Regions from separate parts of the Homo sapiens genome. Here region 1 is linked to region 2. A link is a loop called in an ENCODE intact Hi-C map of the cell type or tissue named here. Cell type or tissue: breast epithelium. All regions are shown on one strand. Links, peaks and the distances in the headings refer to the core of each region. The heading gives the core; the rest is flanking DNA.

What was found. A loop is a pair of places that touch in the nucleus more often than their neighbours do. Peaks named below come from ENCODE experiments on the same cell type or tissue, not always from the same donor. Only the 100,000 strongest peaks of a DNase experiment are listed, where the experiment ranks them.
Region 1: it touches region 2 in a loop (33-fold over the local background); 2 of 110 quality-filtered maps call a loop at or near these places.

Annotation. Positions count from the first base shown.
Region 1 is chr19:11,180,429-11,188,428 of GRCh38, reverse strand. All of the region lies in intron 4 of KANK2 (KN motif and ankyrin repeat domains 2), which reads left to right. Among named protein-coding and RNA genes, the nearest start is that of KANK2, 13 kb to the left of the region's middle. In breast epithelium, for the core only: no CTCF peak of the experiment used is centred there; no DNase peak of the experiment used is centred there; H3K27ac peaks cover 1,913 bases.
Region 2 is chr19:10,873,375-10,882,841 of GRCh38, reverse strand. All of the region lies in intron 1 of CARM1 (coactivator associated arginine methyltransferase 1), which reads right to left. Among named protein-coding and RNA genes, the nearest start is that of CARM1, 6.6 kb to the right of the region's middle. RefSeq lists enhancers at 486-1,327, 1,328-2,170, 3,012-3,854, 5,662-5,891, 6,072-6,221 and 4 more. In breast epithelium, for the core only: no CTCF peak of the experiment used is centred there; no DNase peak of the experiment used is centred there; H3K27ac peaks cover 1,475 bases.

The DNA.
Region 1 (8,000 bases), core at 1-8,000, 310 kb before region 2:
GCTCGAGACCAGCTTGGGCAACATGGCAAAAACCCCTACTAAAAATACAAAAATTAGCCAGGTGTGGTGGCACACACCTGTAATCCCAGCTACTTGGGAAGCTGAGACAGGAGAATCGCTTGAACCGGGGAGGCGGAAATTGCAGTGAGCTGAGCTCGCATTGCTGCACTCCAGCCTGGGCGACAGAGTGAGAGTGAGACTCCGTCTCAAAAAAAAAAAAAATTATTTTGGCCTTCAGGAGTCCAAAACTGAGTTCATCTCATTCCTCAGCTCCTGACAACCATCCACGTTAGCCTGTGCAGACCACTTCTCTTGTATTACTTATTATTTTTTCACCTTCAGCCTCCACCTTCAACCTTCAATGCTAAGGGTCAGTAAATATTTTCACTTTTGCAGGTCATACGGTCTCTATTGCATTGATTCAACTCTGCCTCAGTTCTTTTTTCCTCCCCACTTTATTTTTATTCCTTTCATCCTTTTTATTGAGATGAGGTCTCACTATGTTGCCAGATGAGGTCTCACTATGTTGCCCAGGCTGGTTTCGAACTCGGGGACTGAAGTGATCCTTCCACGTCGGCCTCCTAAATAGCTGGGATTGCAGGCGTGTGCCACCGTGCCCAGCTTTTTCTGATTTTATTGACGTATACTTAATATGCAAAAAAATGCACATATTTAATGTATACCTTTTTGAATTTGGTGCTTCAGGGCCTTCATTTTGCAGTTGCAAAAGCAGCCGTAGACAATATGGAAATGAACGAACGTGGCTGCGTTCCAATAAAACTTTATTTGCAGGACCCTGAAATTTCTATTTCACATACTTTTCATGAGTCCCAAATTAAATTCTTCTTTCCCATCCATTTAAAAATGTAAAAACAGCACCCACAGACTGAAGCTCACCACCCTCCGCTCTCCACCGTCAGTGCCACCCCCACCCCATCTAATCCCATTCCTTACAAACCACCTTCCAGAAACTTATTTAGACATTTGAGTGTCCTTGAAAAATATGCCTTGTGCGTGTTTCATTTCCTTAAATGGTGTTGTGCTTCAGAAAAAAATCTCTTTCTGTTTCTTATTTTTTCCTCTCCTTACACTATTTTTGAACTCTCCACACTGAGGTTTGTAAATCTGATTTATCACTTTTTATTTTCTTTTTTTTCTTCCTTTTTTCTTTTGAGATGGAATCTCGCTCTGTTGCCCAGGGTGGAGTGCAGTGGCGTGATCTCAGCTCACTGTAACCTCTGCCTCCCGGGTTCAAGCAATTCTCCTGCCTCAGCCTCCCAAGTAGCTGGGATTACAGATGCCCTGCTACCACGCCTGGCTAATTTTTGTATTTTTAGTAGAGACGGGGTTTCACCACGTTGGCCAGGCTGGTCTCGAACTCCTGACCTCATGATCTGTCCGCCTTGGCCTCCCAAAGTTCTGGGATTACAGGTGTGAGCCACCCCACCCACCTACCCTCTTCTCTAATCCCTTCACAGTAGGTATCTGGTTACTTCTAATTTCCGGCCACCACGAACAATGCTGGAGTCATCTTCACACGACCCCTTCTGTGGGACTGCCCATTCCTAGAGGATTTGCAACTTCACTCCAAGTCCTGTCTGATCCTTTCCAAAAAAGGCTGTCCCTATCCGCACTCCTAACACCGTGCTCCGGTTCAAGTTGTCCATTTTCTCATATCCTCACCAACATATGGCTTTATCTGTCTTTCTAATTTTTCTTCTTTTTTTTTGAGACAGAGTTTCACTCCTGTTGCCCAGGCTGGAGTGCAGTGGTGTGATCTTGGCTCACCGCAACCTCCACCTCCCGGGTTCAAGCGATTCTCCTGCCTCAGCCTCCCGAGTAGCTGAGATTACAGGCATGCGCCCCACCACGCCTGACTAATTTTGTAGTTTTAGCAGAGACGGGGTTTCTCCATGTTGGTCAGGCTCGTCTCCAACTCCTGACCTCAGTTGATCTGCCCGCCTTGGCCTCCCAAAGTGCTGGAATTAACAGGCGTGAGCCACCGCGCCTGGCCTCTTCTTTCTTTCTTTTTTTATTTGTTGAGACAGAGTCTTGCTCTGTTTCTCAGGCTGGAGTGCGGTGGCGCGATCTTGGCTCACTGCAACCTCCGCCTCCCAGGTTCAAGCGATTCTTGTGCCTCAGCATCTCTAGTAGCTGGGATTACAGGCACCCGCCACCACACCTGGCTGATTTTTGTATTTTTAGTAGAGACGGGGTTTCACCATGTTGGCCAGGCTGGTCTCAAACTCTCATCCTTAGGTGATCCACCCGCCTTGGCCTCCCAAAGTGCTGGGATTGCAGGTGTGAGCTACCACGCCCGGCCCTGTCTTTCTAATTTTTTTTATCCATCTGACAGCTGCTACATAATGGTATCTCCTCATTGTTTTGTTTGTTTTTTGAGACAGGGTCTCATTGTGTCACCCAGGCTGGAGTGCAGTGGCACAGTCACAGTTCACTGCAGCCTAAACCTCTCGGGCTCAAGTGATCCCTCCACCTCAGCCTCCTGAGTAGCTAGGACTAAAGGCAAGTGCCATCCCATTCAGGTAATTTTTTGTAGAGATGGGGTCTTGCTCTGTTGTTCAGGTTGGTCTCGAACTCCAGGGCTGAAGTGATCCACCTCAGCCTCCCAAAGCCCTGGGATTATAAATGCGAGCCTCGGAATTCAGCCCTCCTTATTGTTTTCATTGGCATAGCTCTGATAGGCAGTGAGAGATAGGGCTTCTCTGTGTATGCCTAATAAGGTTCCTCTGTAAGTCAATTACTTGTAGCCTTTCTCCATTTTTTCTCTGAGCAGTTTTTAGAAGTTGCTGGTATCTTCCAGAGTCAAAACTGGCAAACTACGGCCTGTGGGCCAGATACAGCCTGAAACCTGTTTTTCTACAACCCACAGCTAAGAATGATTTTTACGTTTTTTTTTAATGGTTGAATGATTTTAAAAATATATTTTGGGCCAAGTACAGTGGCTCACACCTGCAATCCCAGCACTTTGGGAGGCCAAGGCAGAAGGATCACTTGAGGCCAGGAGTTTGAGACCAGCCTGGGCAATATAGTGACACCCCATCTCTACTAATTAAAAATTAGTTTGGCATGGTGGCGTGCAGCTGTAGTCCCAGCTACTTGGGAGGCTGAGGCAGGAGGATTCCTTGAGCCCAGGAATTTTGTTGTTGTTGTTGTGGAGATGGGGTTCCACCATGTTGCCCAGGCTGGTCTCAAACTCCTGGGCTCAAGCGATCCACCCACCTCGGCCCCCCAAAGTGCTGGGATTACAGGCGTGAGCCACCATGCCCGGCAAGCCCAGGATTTTGAGGCTGCAGCAAGCTATGATTGGACTCCAGCCTGGGCAACAGAAGTTGCCTGAAGTAGACTGGGCGTGGTGGCTCAACTGAGGTCAGGAGGTCGAGACCACCCTGGCCAACATGGTGAAACCCATCTCTACAACAATACAAAAATTAGCCGAGCATGATGGCGGGTGCCTGTAATCCCAGCTACTCGGGAGGCTGAGGCAGGAGAATCACTTGACCTCGCGAGGCAGAGGTTGCTAGTGAGCTGAGATCACGCCATTGCCCTCCAGCCTGGGCAACAAGAGCGAGACTTCATCTCAAAAAAAAAAAAGAAAAAAAAGAAGTTCCCTGAAGTCACTGCCTGCTTCTCTGTTGGGGCAGAATGGGATTTAGGCGCTGCTCTAGTTTATTTATTGATTTTTTTTTTTCACATTAAAAAAAAAGTAGAGTCTTGCCCTGTCTCAAAAAAAATATTTCTTGACATGACAAGATTATGTGAAATTCAAACTTATTGGATACAGCCACGCGGAATCACTTACATACTGTCTGTGACTGGTTTTGTGTTAGAACTATGCCACAGTTGAGCAGTTGCAACCGAGTCCTTATGTGTGACGTAACCAAAAATGTTTGCTATCTAGCCCTTCCCAGGTTTGTTGACCCTGTTCTAGAAGATTATCCCTTGCCAATTTTTGCCTGTGCCAAACTCCGGCACTCCCCCACCGCACCCATGAGGATCTCAGAGGTCTTCATTTTTGTTTTTGTTTTTGTTTTTGAGACAGAGTTTCGCTCTGTCATCCAGGCTGGAGTGCAGTGGCACGATCTCGGCTCACTGCAACCTCTGCCTCCCAGGTTCAAGCAATTCTCCTGCCTCATCCTCCCGAGTAGCTGGGATTACAGGTGCCTGCCAGCATACTCTGCTAATTTTTGTATTATCAGTAGAGACTGGGTTTCACCATGTTGGCCAGGCTGATCTCGAACTCCTGACTCAAGTGATCCGCCCACCTTGGCCTCCCAAAGTGTTGGGATTACAGGCATGAGCCACCATGCCTGGCCAGAAGTCTTCATTTTGAATATAGGTAAAACCATTATATTTTGCATATGTGGATTGTGCTTGGAAGAATTTTTAAAAGAATCTTAACTGGGCACATTGACTCACACCTGTAATCTCAACACTTTGGTGGGAAAATTGCTTTGAGCCCAGGAGTTCCAGGCCAGCCTAGGTAACATAGTAAGACCCCCATCTCTACAAAAAATACAAAAATTGGCCAGGAGTTCAAGACCAGCCTTGCCAACATAGTGAAACCCCATCTCTACTAAAAATACAAAAAAATTAGCTGGGCATGGTAGCGGGCACTTGTAATCCCAGCTACTCGGGAGGCTGAGGCAGGAGAATCACTTGAATCAGGGAGGCGAAAGTTGCAGTGAGCTGAGATGGCTCCACTCCACTTCAGCCTGGGGTGACAATGCGAGACTCTCTCAAAAAAAAAAAAAATTAGCTGGGCATGGTGGTGCATGCCTGTAGTCCCAGCTACTCGGGAGGCTGAAGTGGGAGGATCACTTGAGCCGAGGAGTTCGAAGCTGGAATGAGCTGTGATCACGCCACTGCGCTCCAGCCTGGACAACAGAGTGAGACTGTGTCACTGGATGAATGAATGAATGAATGAATCTTTCCCTTTCCTGAGTCCCTGATAGTCTGCTACATTATCTCCCTTTAGCTTTGTAGTTGTACCTTCATCTTAATTCTTCACAGTTTCTTTCTTGTGTATGCTATGAGATAGAGATCCAGCTTGGCTCTTCTCATGTAAAGTAAGCTGCTTCTCCTAAAACCACACCACAGAATCCACCGTCTCCCACTGGCTTGGGGAAACCCCCTCTGTCTTACCCTCAGTGCCCAGAGATTGGAGCCTGTCTTCTCTGTCCCATTGGTCCATTTATTAATGCAAAAATGCCCTGCTGTTCTCATGGTTGTAGCTTTGAAATATGTTTTACTCTCTCACAGACCAACTACTCCATCTGTGCTCTTGTTTTGTAGAATTGTCTTAGCTTATCAATGGACTTTAGTTCTTTTGTGTAAATTTTAGTGTCAGTTGGCCCCATTCCCCAGTGGGATAACAATAATAAGTATCATCAATTTTATTATTACTTCTTGTTATGCTAGCATTCCAAGTCTAACCTTCAATTCCTTAGACTGGAAGGAGCCATCCCAGGTTTTGAAGTCACTGCCTGCTTTTCTGTTGGGGCGGAGTGGGCTTTGGTTCTGCTCTAGTTTGTTTGATTTTTTTTACTTTTTTTTTTTTTTTTTTTTTTGAGGCAGTCTGACTCTGTCACCCAGGCTGGAGTGCAGTGGCATAATATCGGCTCACTGCAAGCTCTGCCTCCTGGGTTCAAGCGATTCTCCTGCCTCAGCCTCCCAAGTACCTGGGACTACAGGCACGTGCCACCATGCCTTCCTAATTTTTTATATTTTTAGTAGAGATGGGGTTTCACCGTGTTAGCCAGGATGGTCTCGATCTCCTAACCTTGTGATTGGCCTGCCTTGGCCTCCCAAAGTCCTGGGGTTACAATCGTGAGCCACCGCGCCTGGCTTTTTTGTTTTGTTTTGTTTTTTTGTTTTTTTTTTTAAAGATAGGGTCTCACTCCGTCACCCAGGCTGGAGTGCAGCAGTGCTGTCATAGCTCAATGTAACTTCAAACTCCCGGGCTCAAGCAATCTTTTCATCTCAGCCAAGTATAGTCCCAAGTAGTTAGAACTATAGGCGCACTCCACCACACCTGGCTAACTTTTTAATTTTTTGCAGAGATAGAGTCTTGCTATGTTGCCCAGGCTGGTCTTGAACTCCTGGCCTCAAGCGATCCTCCTGCCTCAGCCTCTCAAATTTTTTCGCCATTTACAATATTGTGGTAACATAGATAGAACATAAAATTTGGCATCTGGCCGGGCGTGTTGGCTTAAGCCTGTAATCCCAGCACTTTGGGAGGCTGAGGCGGGTGGATCACTGGAGATTGGGAGTTCAAGACCAGCCTGGCCAACATGGCAAAACCCCATCTCTACTAAAAATATAAATTAGCCAGGCATGGTGGCACACACCTGTAATCCCAGCTACTCAGGAGGCTGAGGCAGGAGAATCGCTTGAACCCAGGAGGCAGAGGTTGCAGTGAGCCAAGATCGCATCACTGCACTCCAACCTGGATGACAAAGCAAGACTCCGTCTCAAAAAAAAAAAAAAAAAAATTAACCATCTTATCCATGTTTGAGTATGTAATTCAGTGGCATTAAGTACATTTGCATCATTTTTTTGTTTGTTTGTTTTTTCTTGTATTTGTTGGGGATAGGATCTCCCTATGTTGCCCAAGCTGGTCTCACACTCCTGGGCTCAAGTGATCCTCCCCCTTCAGCCTCCCAAAGTCCTGGGATTATAGGTGTGAGCCACTATGTCCAGCCCATTCACACTGTTGCGCAACTGTCACCATCATCCATCTTTAGAACTTTCTCATCTTTCCAAACTGAAACTGTCCCCATTAAACACACTTCCCATTCTCCTTCCCCCAGCCCCTGGCACCCACCATTCTATTTTCTGTCTGTTTAAATCTGATAATTCTAGGGCTGGGCGCAGTGGTTCCCACCTGTAACCCCAGCACTTTCGGAGGCGGAGGCAGATGGATCACTTGAGGTCAGGAGTTCAAGATCACCCTGGCCAACATGGTGAAACCTTGTCTCTAGTAAAAATACAAAAATTAGCCGGGCATGGTGGTTGGCTCCTGTAATCCCAACTATTCAGGAGGCTGAGGCAGGAGAATCACTTGAACCTGGGAGGCAGAGGTTGCAGTGAGCCGAGATCACGCCACTGCCCTCCAGCCTGGACGATGGAGAAAGACTGTATCAAATAATAATAATAATAATAATAATAATAAATCTTGACAACTCTAGGGAACTCCTGTGAATCAAATCATGCAATGTTTTTGTCCCTTTTGCATCTGGCTTCTTTCACTTAGCATAATATTGCTCCACCTCATTTTTTGGCTCTCCCAGAATTTTTTTTTTTTTTTTTTTTTTTTTTTTGGAGACAAGAGTCTCGCTCTATCCCCCAGGCTGGAGTGCAGTGGCATGATCTCGGCTCACTGCAACCTCCGCCTTCCGGGTTCAAGCGATTGTCCTGCCTCAGCCTCCCAAATAGATGGGATCACAAATGTCTACCACCATGCCTGGCTAATTGTTATATTTTTAGTAGAGACGGGGTTTTGCCATGTTGGCCAGGCTGGTCTCTTAATTCCTGACTTCAAGTGACCCACCCACCTCAGCCTCCCAAGGTGCTGGGATTACAAGCGTGAGCTACTGCGCCCGGCCTCTCCAGGATTTCAAGTTAGGCGCCCTGCATTTTGGGCAGAGATTGAGATTGTGAATCTGTCTCCTGGCCATGCAGTATGTTTGTTTGTTTCACGTGAATTTATTGCCAAGTTTAAAAAGAAAAATCATAGAGGGACATAGCAACTGGCGTTTGCTCTCGCTCAGTTCCCCACTCATGAGTTCAAGCCTTGGCTCTGGCATGGTTTTTATGTTTTCTGTGGTATGAGCTGGCCACACCCTGGTCTGGGGATGCTGTTGGCCATGCCGATGACCGAGTGTCTCATGCAGCCGGCCCTGTCTATGTTACTCTTTGCCTATGTCCAGCATTTGGTCACCGTTCTGTACTAAAGTTGAATATTGCCTGTGGGCCTCAGG
Region 2 (9,467 bases), core at 571-8,570:
GTCGGGCACGGTGGCTCATGTCTGCAATCCCAGCACTTTGGGAGACCAAGGCGGGCAGATCCACTTGAGGTTAGGAGTTCGAGGCCAGCCTGGCTAACATGGTGAAACCCCGTCTCTACTAAAAACACAAAAATTAGCCGGGCATGGTGTCACATGCCTATAGTCCCAGAGACTCAGGAGGCTGAGGCACAAGAATCACTTGAACCTGGGAGGCGGAGGTTGCAATGAGCAGAAATCGCTCCACTGTATTCCAGCCTGGGCGACAGAGTGAGACCCTGTCTCAAAAAAAAAAAAAAAAAAAAAAAAAGACAGAGTGCACTGGAGATTGGGGGGCTGTGTCCGACTTGGGCAGGGCTCTGTATACAGTCCAGCCACAGATGTCTACTCTGGCCAAGGCCACTTTCCACCAGGGAAGCCACTCACCGAATCCTCCCACCAATAAGGAAGCTGAGATTCGGGGACACTGAGGCATTTGCCCATGATCGCCCCGCCAGGAAAGCACAGCGGGCCACAGCATGGCTGGAGCCCAGCCTCCATCACAGGCGTCCCTTGCCTCCCCATCCCCCCCACTGCATGCCCTTGGCCATGCCAGGCCCACAAGTTCATTCCCAGAGGAGGTCTTCCCTCCTGCAGTGCCAGACGCTATTTTAAGCACTTTACTTCTATCAGCTCGCCACTCACAACAACCCTCTAGGGTAGACGATGTCAAGATCCACAACTGACAGCCAAGGAAACTGAGGCACAAAGTGGTCACCGGGATGCTAAGGAGTGGATCAGGACTTGCCAGCTGGCCCCTGCTAGAGCTCTTACCACAAGCACGACTCTGCCCTCAGCCTCCCTCTAAGCAGAGCCCCTCCCCCAGCATCCTGGAGCCCCTCAGCTTGTTTTAAGTGATTGCTGATTTAGCGCTCCTCAGACAATGTCCCCAGGCCTGCAAATGTGGGACCTTGTGTTTATCTCGGGTGTCACCACATCCCTGGGCTCCTAAAACAGTAACTGGTGCACAGCAGACGCTTGGTGAATTTCTGCTGACCATTTCAAGCTGGCTGGATGGGAGCTACCGCACTATGGAGACGGCGAGTCCACTTTCGCTGCCTGTTTCTGGCTGAATGAATGAAAGAGTGGGTCTCAGTGGGCTGGGAAAGGTCACCGTCCCCCCTGCTCTCTCTGCAGCTCCACTGTCACCTCCCCCAAGACCTGCCATCTGGCTGGCCCCTCCCCCACCCCAGCCCTCCAGGGGACTGCTCTCTGAGGTCACCTGTGACCTCCTGCTCAGAAATCCAGTGACCGCCCCTTGGCTCTCACTCTGACCTCTCACGGCATCTGACCTTGCTGCCCTCTCCTTCCTGCCCTTTCAAAGCTTCTCGCCTGTCCCTGGAGAGATGTCCTGGCCCTGCGCAGAGAGCCCCCAATCCCTTACCAGCCAGGGCAGACTCCACTCCCCAATCAGGTGCTGTCCTCCAGGAACTGGTACCCTTTTTCAGTCACAGATCCTTCTGAGAAGCTGACCGAAATCAGGGGAGGTTCTGCACAGAAAAATGTGCAGAGAATCCACAGCTACACCACGGCCAATTTATGGAGCACTTACTTCGGGCCAGGCACACAGGGCAAAGCTTTTCTTTTCTTTCTTCCTTTTCATATATCACAAGTCATCAAGCAAGAAGCATTTTTTTTTAGAGACAAGGTCTTGCCCTGTTTCCCGGGATGGAGTGCAGTGGTACGATTATGGCTCAATGTAGCCTCAAGCTTCTGGGCTCAAGCAATCCTCCCGCCTCAGCCTCTGGAATAGCTGGGACTAGAGGCATGTGCCACCATGCCGGCTAATTTTTTTAAATTATTTTTTAAGAGATACAGTTTCACTGTGTTTCCCGGGCTGGTTGTAAATTCCTGGACTCAAACCGCCCTGCTGCCTCGGCCTCCCAAAACCTGGGATTACAGGCATGAGCCTCTGTGCCCAACTGGGGTGAAGTATTTTACATGTGTTTCCTCCCCTCCACGAAAACCTCCAGGGAGGTGCCACTGTCACCCCCTTTCAGGGAGGGAAAGTGAAGCTCAGAGGCTCATCCACAGTCACAGCTACCGATTCTTGTCCTTTTACCCCTTTGCAAAACTGTGTCCAATTGTGAGGGGCTCATGGGACCGCCCCCAGGGGCCATCCACAGACCAGATTAAGAACCCGAGCTCTGGAGCCGTGGCTGCCATGACTCACACCTGTAATCCCAGCACTTTGGGGGCCAAGGTAGGAGAATCGCTTGAGCCCAGGAGTTCCACATCCGCCTGAGCAACATAGTGAGACCCTGTCTCTACAAAAAAAAAAAAAAAAAAAAATTAGCCAGGCATGGTGATGTGCGCCTGTGGTCCCAGCCTGTAGAGAGGCTGAGGGAGGGAGAATCCCTTGAGCCTGGGTGTTCAAGGCTGCAATGAGCTATGATCGTGTCACTGCACTCCAGCCTGGGTGACACAGCAAGACCCTGTCTCAAAAAAAGAAGAAAAAAAAATCCTAGCTCTGAGCTGATGGAACTGATGGAAACCCCTCCCAGCCTCAACTCGCCACCTCAAGCAGCCAGGTGTGGCCCAGGTGGGCCCCTCCATCCTGCCCTCGCTTAAGTGGCTGCTTCCCTGGATGTCTTTGCAAACTCACCACCTCCCAGGTTCTCCAGCAGACCTTAGAAGCAGCAGGTTTCCGCAGAAAGGAGACACACCTGCCACAGAGGTCTTCCTGAGCCTCTCCACCTGCTAAATCCAACCTGGTCTGAGGTGTGTGAGGCTTGGCATCTCAAAGTCATTAGCAAGTTCACACCACACTCCAGCTTCTGTTGAAAGGCCTTGCCCACCCATCTCATCCAGACCCCCTACACAGAGGGCCAGTGCTTGGTGACCAGGAGCTGCTCACAGCACTGGACACCTTCCATTAAGATTTCACCTGAGGCTGGGTGCGGTGACTCATGCCGGTAATCCTAGGACTTTGGGAGGCCAAGGCAGATGGATCACTTGAGGTCAGGAGTTCAAGACCAGCCTGGCCAAAAGGGTGAGACCCCCGTATCTACTAAAAATACAAAAATTATCTGGGTGTGGTTGCACGCACTTATAATCCTAGCTACTTGGGAGTCTGATGCAGGAGAATGACTTGAACCTGGGAGGCTAGAGGTTGCAGTGAGATGACATTGAGCCACTGTGCTCCAGCCTGGGTGACAGGGCGAGAATTCATCTCCAAAAAAACCAAAAAAATCCTCGATTCCAACCCAGCCCTGTTTCCACTTTTAGCCCCTCCACTCCTCACAGGGGACCCTGTGCTCCAAGCCAGGTGGCTGTCTCCAGCCCTGGCCCACTGGAGCACCTCTCCATAACCCAGAAACGTCCTTCCCAACATTCTGGCCAGGTCCAGATCCTACCCACTGTGGCCAAGGTGACTCCCTGTATGTTCTCTCTTTGTCCATGGAAACTGGAACCCTAAATTCAGCTGAGCACATGGCCGCTCAGATTGAAAACTACATTTCCCAGCATCCCTTGCAGCTGGCAGTGATCATGTGACTACATTCTAGCCAACAAAATGAAAGCTGAAGCACCTTGCATCAGCTACCGGGAACCTTTCTTAACAAACACCTGGATGTGACCTTTGCACCCTTTCTCCTTTGTCCCTTCCTCTGTCCTGCTGTCTGGAAGCCAGGGTGTAATGGCGGGACTCCAGCAGTCATGCTGAAACCTGAGGACAAGACCTCACCTTAAGAATGGTGGAGGATCAGCCTGGGGCAGTGGCCTGTAATCCCAGCACTTTGGGAGGCCGAGGCGGGTGGATCACCTGAGGTCAGGAGTTTGAGAACAGCCTGGCCAACGTGGCGATACCCCGTCTCTACTAAAAATACAAAAATTAGCCAGCCGTGGTGGCACACGCCTGTAGTCCCAGATACTTGGGAGGCTGAGGCAGGAGAATCGCTTGAACCCGGGAGGCAGAGGATGCAGTGAGCTGAGATCACACCACTGCACTGCAGCCCCTGGGCAACAGAGCGAGACACCATCTCAAAAAAAAAAAAAAAGCCGGGGGGAGGACCTGGATCTGGGAACTTCCAAGAGCCCAGGAGACTTTGGCACCTGACAATCTTCACACTTTAGCATTAGAGCACAAAAAATAAAATGCCATCGTGTTTAATTAAGCCTCTGCTACTTTGGGTCTTTGTGATGAACAGATAAATGTCACTGAACCACTTATATATGCATTTAAGGTGGGCATCCAGTCACCCAGAATGCCAAAGCCATCTCTGCTGCCTGCCAACCACATCACTTTGGCCAGTCAAGTTCTTTCATTTCTGTTTTTCCACCAGTAAATTGGGGTTGGTATCTCTGACCTCACAGAACTCTTTTCAGAGTAAGTGGTAACATACAGTAAGCGCCACAATTGGCACAAGGGGCTCACACAATTCAGAAGTATGCTCTATTCGGCCTGAGGATTTTTTGGTTTCTCTTTTGGCTGGGGCCAAACTCCCCACAGACCCCAACTCCTGCCTGCCTCATTCATTTATCCCAGGGGTCTACAAGCTTCCCCTGCCTCGGGCCAGTGAGTAAATATTTCAGGTTTTGCAGGACACTGTGGTCTCAACTGATTATTGTTGTTTGTGGATTGGGTTTTAGTTTTTTTCCCTAATCAATCTCTCAAAAACTGTAAAAGCCTTTCTTAGCTTTGTCTGTACAAAAATAGGCCACACCGGGCCCAGCGGTTCGTGACTATAATCCCAGCTACTTCTGAGGCTCAGGCAGGAGGAGGATGGTTTGAGGCCAGGGGTTTGGGGCCAGCCTGGGAAACACAGCAAGACTCTGTCTCTAAAAAAATTGCTTAAATTAGCCAAGGGTGGTGACATGTGCTTGTAGTCCCAGCTACTTGGGAGGATGAGGCCAGAGGATCACTTGAGCCCAGGAGTTAGAGGCTGCAGTGAGCTACTAAAATACAAAAAATTAGCTGGGCATGGCGGCATGTGCCTGTAATCCCAGCTACTCGGGAGGCTGAGACAGGAGAATCGCTTGAACCTGGGAGGCAGAGGTTGCAGTGAGCCGAGATTGCGCCACTGCATTCCAGCCTGGGCAACAGAGCGAGATTCCATCTCAAAATAAATAAATAATAAAACACAGGCTGGGTGCGGTGGCTCGCACCTGTAATCCCAGCATTTTGGGAGGCTGAGGCAGGCAGATTATTTGAGGTCAGGAGTTCGAGGCCAGCCTGGCCAAGATGGTGAAACCCTGTCTCTACTAAAAATACAAAAATTAGCCAGGGTGGTGGCACAGGCCTGTAATCCCAGCTACTCAGGAGGGTGAGGCATGAGAATCACTTGAACCTGGGAGGTGGAGGTTACAGTGAGCCAAGACCATGCCATTGCACTCCAGCCTGGGCAACACAGTGAGACTCTGTCTCACTAATAAAATACAAACACAGATAAAAATAGGCCACAGGCTCAATGTGGCCCATAGGCCTAATTTATATCACTGCCCTTTCCCTAGCTGCCCCCAAGGTCAAGCATTTTGAGTCAACACAAGTTTATGCACAGTCTGGTACGGGATAAATGCTCAATAAATGACGGTATCCATTAGCCACACGCAGGCACCGCTGAAACACAAATGCCTTTCTGGGGTTACTAACTTTCCCTGTTGTCACTCCAGCTTGACACCGAGATGTCCTAAAGATGGGGCACATAACAAGCTCTTCTATACCCCTGCCCCAGCTGTCAGGGGGATCCCAGGAGTGTAACCAAAGGAAGTCACAAGGGCCCCTGGTTCGGTGACAGCAGGCCATTCTTCACCTTCTTTGGACAAAGGGTTTTTCTCTGAACTTTCCACCCCATGGCATGCCCCTCACAAACTGAAGTTTAGCCCCTGACGGAGCCCATGCTGCTGTGTAAGCTTCTGAGCCAAGGGGATGGGAGAGTCTAAAGCACTGGCCACACTGACTCGTGCTGACCAAGAAAGAAAAGTGACACAGTCATTTCCAGAAAGAGCGCCACAGGGCTGGGGAAGTGAGAGTTTGTTCTGTTCTCTTTCCCGGCACCCCTCCCTGAGAAACTGCCTCCTTTCCAAGGGAGGGCAGCCTATGCCCAGGAACTCCAGAGGCCATGCCAAAGCTTCCTCAAGCCCAGGAAGCCCACGCCAAAGGGCCTCCCCCTCTGCACAGGGAAAATGGCCTGGTGTTGGTAGTTGCCATTTGGCCAATCTCATGGACGTAGGCCAGGGTGACTTCAGATGGCAAGAAGTAACTGTTCACTACAGAGTGACAGAGACAGGCCCTTCTGCAGCTGTCATCCTTCCCCTGGAGGGTGCAGACGTCAAGGAACAGGGCTGGAAGTCCTCCCCACGTGCCTCTCCTGGGCCTCCTATGTTAGGTACAGATCATGGCCCAGGACTCCCTCCCATGGCCGGTGAGCCAAGACAGCGGGGCAGCCCTGGAGCATAGGGGGCTCCTCCTAGAAAAGCTAGCTCATTCCCATGCCACACCAACGAACACTGCTGTCAGTAACATGGACATAAATATTTATTGGCCGGGCGCAGTGGCTCACGTCTGTAATCCTAGCACTTTGGGAGGCCAAGGCAGGAGGACTGCTTGAGCCCAGGAGTTCAAGACCAGCCTGGGCAAAATAGTGAGACCGCATCGCTAGAAGAAACTTAAAAATTAGCCATATGTGAGGCTGGTGGCGGTGGCTCACACCTGTAATCCCAGCACTTTAGGAGGCCAAGGTGGGCGGATCACCTGAGGTCAGGAGTTCGAGACCAGCCTGACCAACACGGAGAAACCCCATCTCTACTAAAAATACAAAAAAAATTAACCGGGCATGGTGGCACATGCCTCTAATCCCTGTAATCCCAGGACTTTGGGAGGCCAAAGCAGGCGAATCGCTCGAACCCGGGAGGCAGAGGTTGCAGTGAGCCGAGATCACGCCATTGCACTCCAGCCTGGGCAAAATTCCATCTCAAAAAAAAAAAAAAGACAGACATCCAAGTTGTAACCCCTGGAATCTGTGAAGGTGACCTTATTAGGAAATAGGGTCTTTGCAGATAAGGATCTTGAGATGAGATCATCCTAGATATAAAGTGGGCCCTAAATCCAATGCCCAGTGTCCTTATAAGAAAAGAACAGCTGGGGCCGGGCACGGTGGCTCAAGCCTGTAATCCCAGCACTTTGGGAGGCCAAGGTGGGCAGATCACGAGGTCAGGAGATGGAGACCATCCTGGCTAACACGGTGAAACCCCGTCTCTACTAAAAATACAAAGAATTAGCCGGGCGTGGTGGCGGGCGCCTGTAGTCCCAGCTACCCGGGAGGCTGAGGCAGGAGAATGGCCTGAACCCAGGAGGCAGAGCTTGCAGTAAGCGGAGATCGCGCAATTGCACTTCAGCCTGGGTGACAGAGCCAGACTCCGTCTCAAAAAAAAAAAGAAAAGAAAAGAACAGCTGAGGTGGGAGGATCACTTGAGCCTAGGAGTTCGAGACCAGCCTATAACACGGCGAGACTCCATCTCACTTTAAAAAAAAAAGGAAAAAAGAGGACACAAGACACAGGAGTGAAGACAGACGCAGGGACTTGGGTTTCGCTGCTGCAAATCAAGCAACAGCTGGATCCACTGCAATCTGGAAGATGCAAGGATTTTCCTGTAGAACCTCTCCAGGGATTGTGGCCCTGCCAGTACCATGATTTCAGACTTCTGACCATGAACTGAGAGAGAATCCATTCCTGTTGTCTTAAACCAAAAATCTGTCATAATTTGTTATTGCAGCCATGGGAAATTAATACACCCAGCACTGATCACCTCCAACTCCAGAACCCATGCTTTTTTTTTTTTTTTCAGACAGGGTCTTGCTCTGTCACCCAGGCTGACATGCAGTGGTGCAATCTCAGCTCACTGTAACCTCTGCTTCCCTGGTTCAAGCGATCCTCCCACCTCATCCTCCGGAGTAGCTGGGACTACAGTCGCAGGTACCACCACACCTGGCTAATTTTTGCATTTTTAGCAGAGACGAGATTTTGCCATGTTGGCCAAGCTGGTCTCAACCTCCTGACCTCAAGTGATTCGCCTGCCTCAACCTCTCAAAGTGCTGGGATTACAGGTGTGAGCCACCACGCCTGGCCAAGAACCCATGTTTTTTATCTCCATATCAATGTTACTTAAGGATAAAGAGGGCGGTGCGGTGGCTCATGCCTGTAATTCCAGGACTGTGGGAGGCCAAGGAGGGAGGATCACTTGAGCCCAGGAGTTTGAGACCAGCCTGGCCAACACAGTGAAAACCCTTTCTCTACAAAAAATATGAAAGATTAGCTGGGTGTGGCACATGCCTGTGGTCCCAGCTACTAGGGAGGCTGAGGTATGAGGATCACTTTAGCCATGGAAGGCTGCAGTGAGCTGAGACTGAGACTGTACCACTGCACTCCAGTCTGAGCAACAGAGTGAGGCCCTGTCTGAAAAAATAAAAAATAAAAATAAAAAAAATAAAAAAGAAAGAAAAAAAACAAAAAAGTGTAAAAAAAAATTATTTCAGAACCCTAAGGATATATCATCTGGGAATCTGGGACTGAGGCTCTCTGAGGAATGTGGACTTTCTCCTTTTTATGAATGTTTCCGGTCAGGTGGGGTGGCTCACACCTGTAATCCCAGCATTCTGGGAGGCAGGAAGATCACTTGAGCTCAGAAGTTGGAGACCAGCCTGGGCAACACAGTGACATAGTGAAACCTTGTCTCTAATAATAAAAAATGTTTCAGTTACCAATTACCTCTCAAAGAGAAGTGCTGTCTTAATAACAAGTAATACTTTCAAGAGTATCAACAAAACAAAAACAAAAACACAAATACAAACACAAAATGTTACTCCAGGAATAAGATGGTAGGAACATCTCACTATGTTGCCAATACATCTATAAGACTAAAATTGTTCTGGCCGGGCGGGGTGGCTCATGCCTGTAATCCCAGCACTTTGGGAGGCCAAGGCGGGTGGATCACGAGGTCAGGAGATCAAGACCATCCTGGCTAACATGGTGAAACCCCGTCTCTACTAAAAACACAAAAAATTAGCCGGGCATGGCGGCAGGCGCCTGTAGTCCCAGCTACTCGGGAGGCTGAGGCAGGAGAATGGCGTGAACCCAGGTGGCAGAGCTTGCAGTGAGCCGAGATTGAGCCACTGCACTTCAGCCTGGGGGACCGAGCAAGACTCTGTCTCAAAAAAAAAAAAAAAAAAAAAAAAAAAAAAAAACTAAACTAAAATTGTTCTAAAAAAAATTTTTTTTTTGAGATGGAGTCTCACTCTGTCTCCCCGGCTGGAGTGCAATGGCACGATCTCAGCTCATTGCAACCTCTGCCTCCCAGGTTCAAGTGATTCTCCTGCCTCTGCCTCCCGAGTAGCTGGGACAGGCACATGTCACCACACCCCGCTGTTTTGTATTTTTAGTAGAGACGGGGTTTCACCATGTTGGCCAGGCTGGTCTCGAACTCCTGACCTCAAG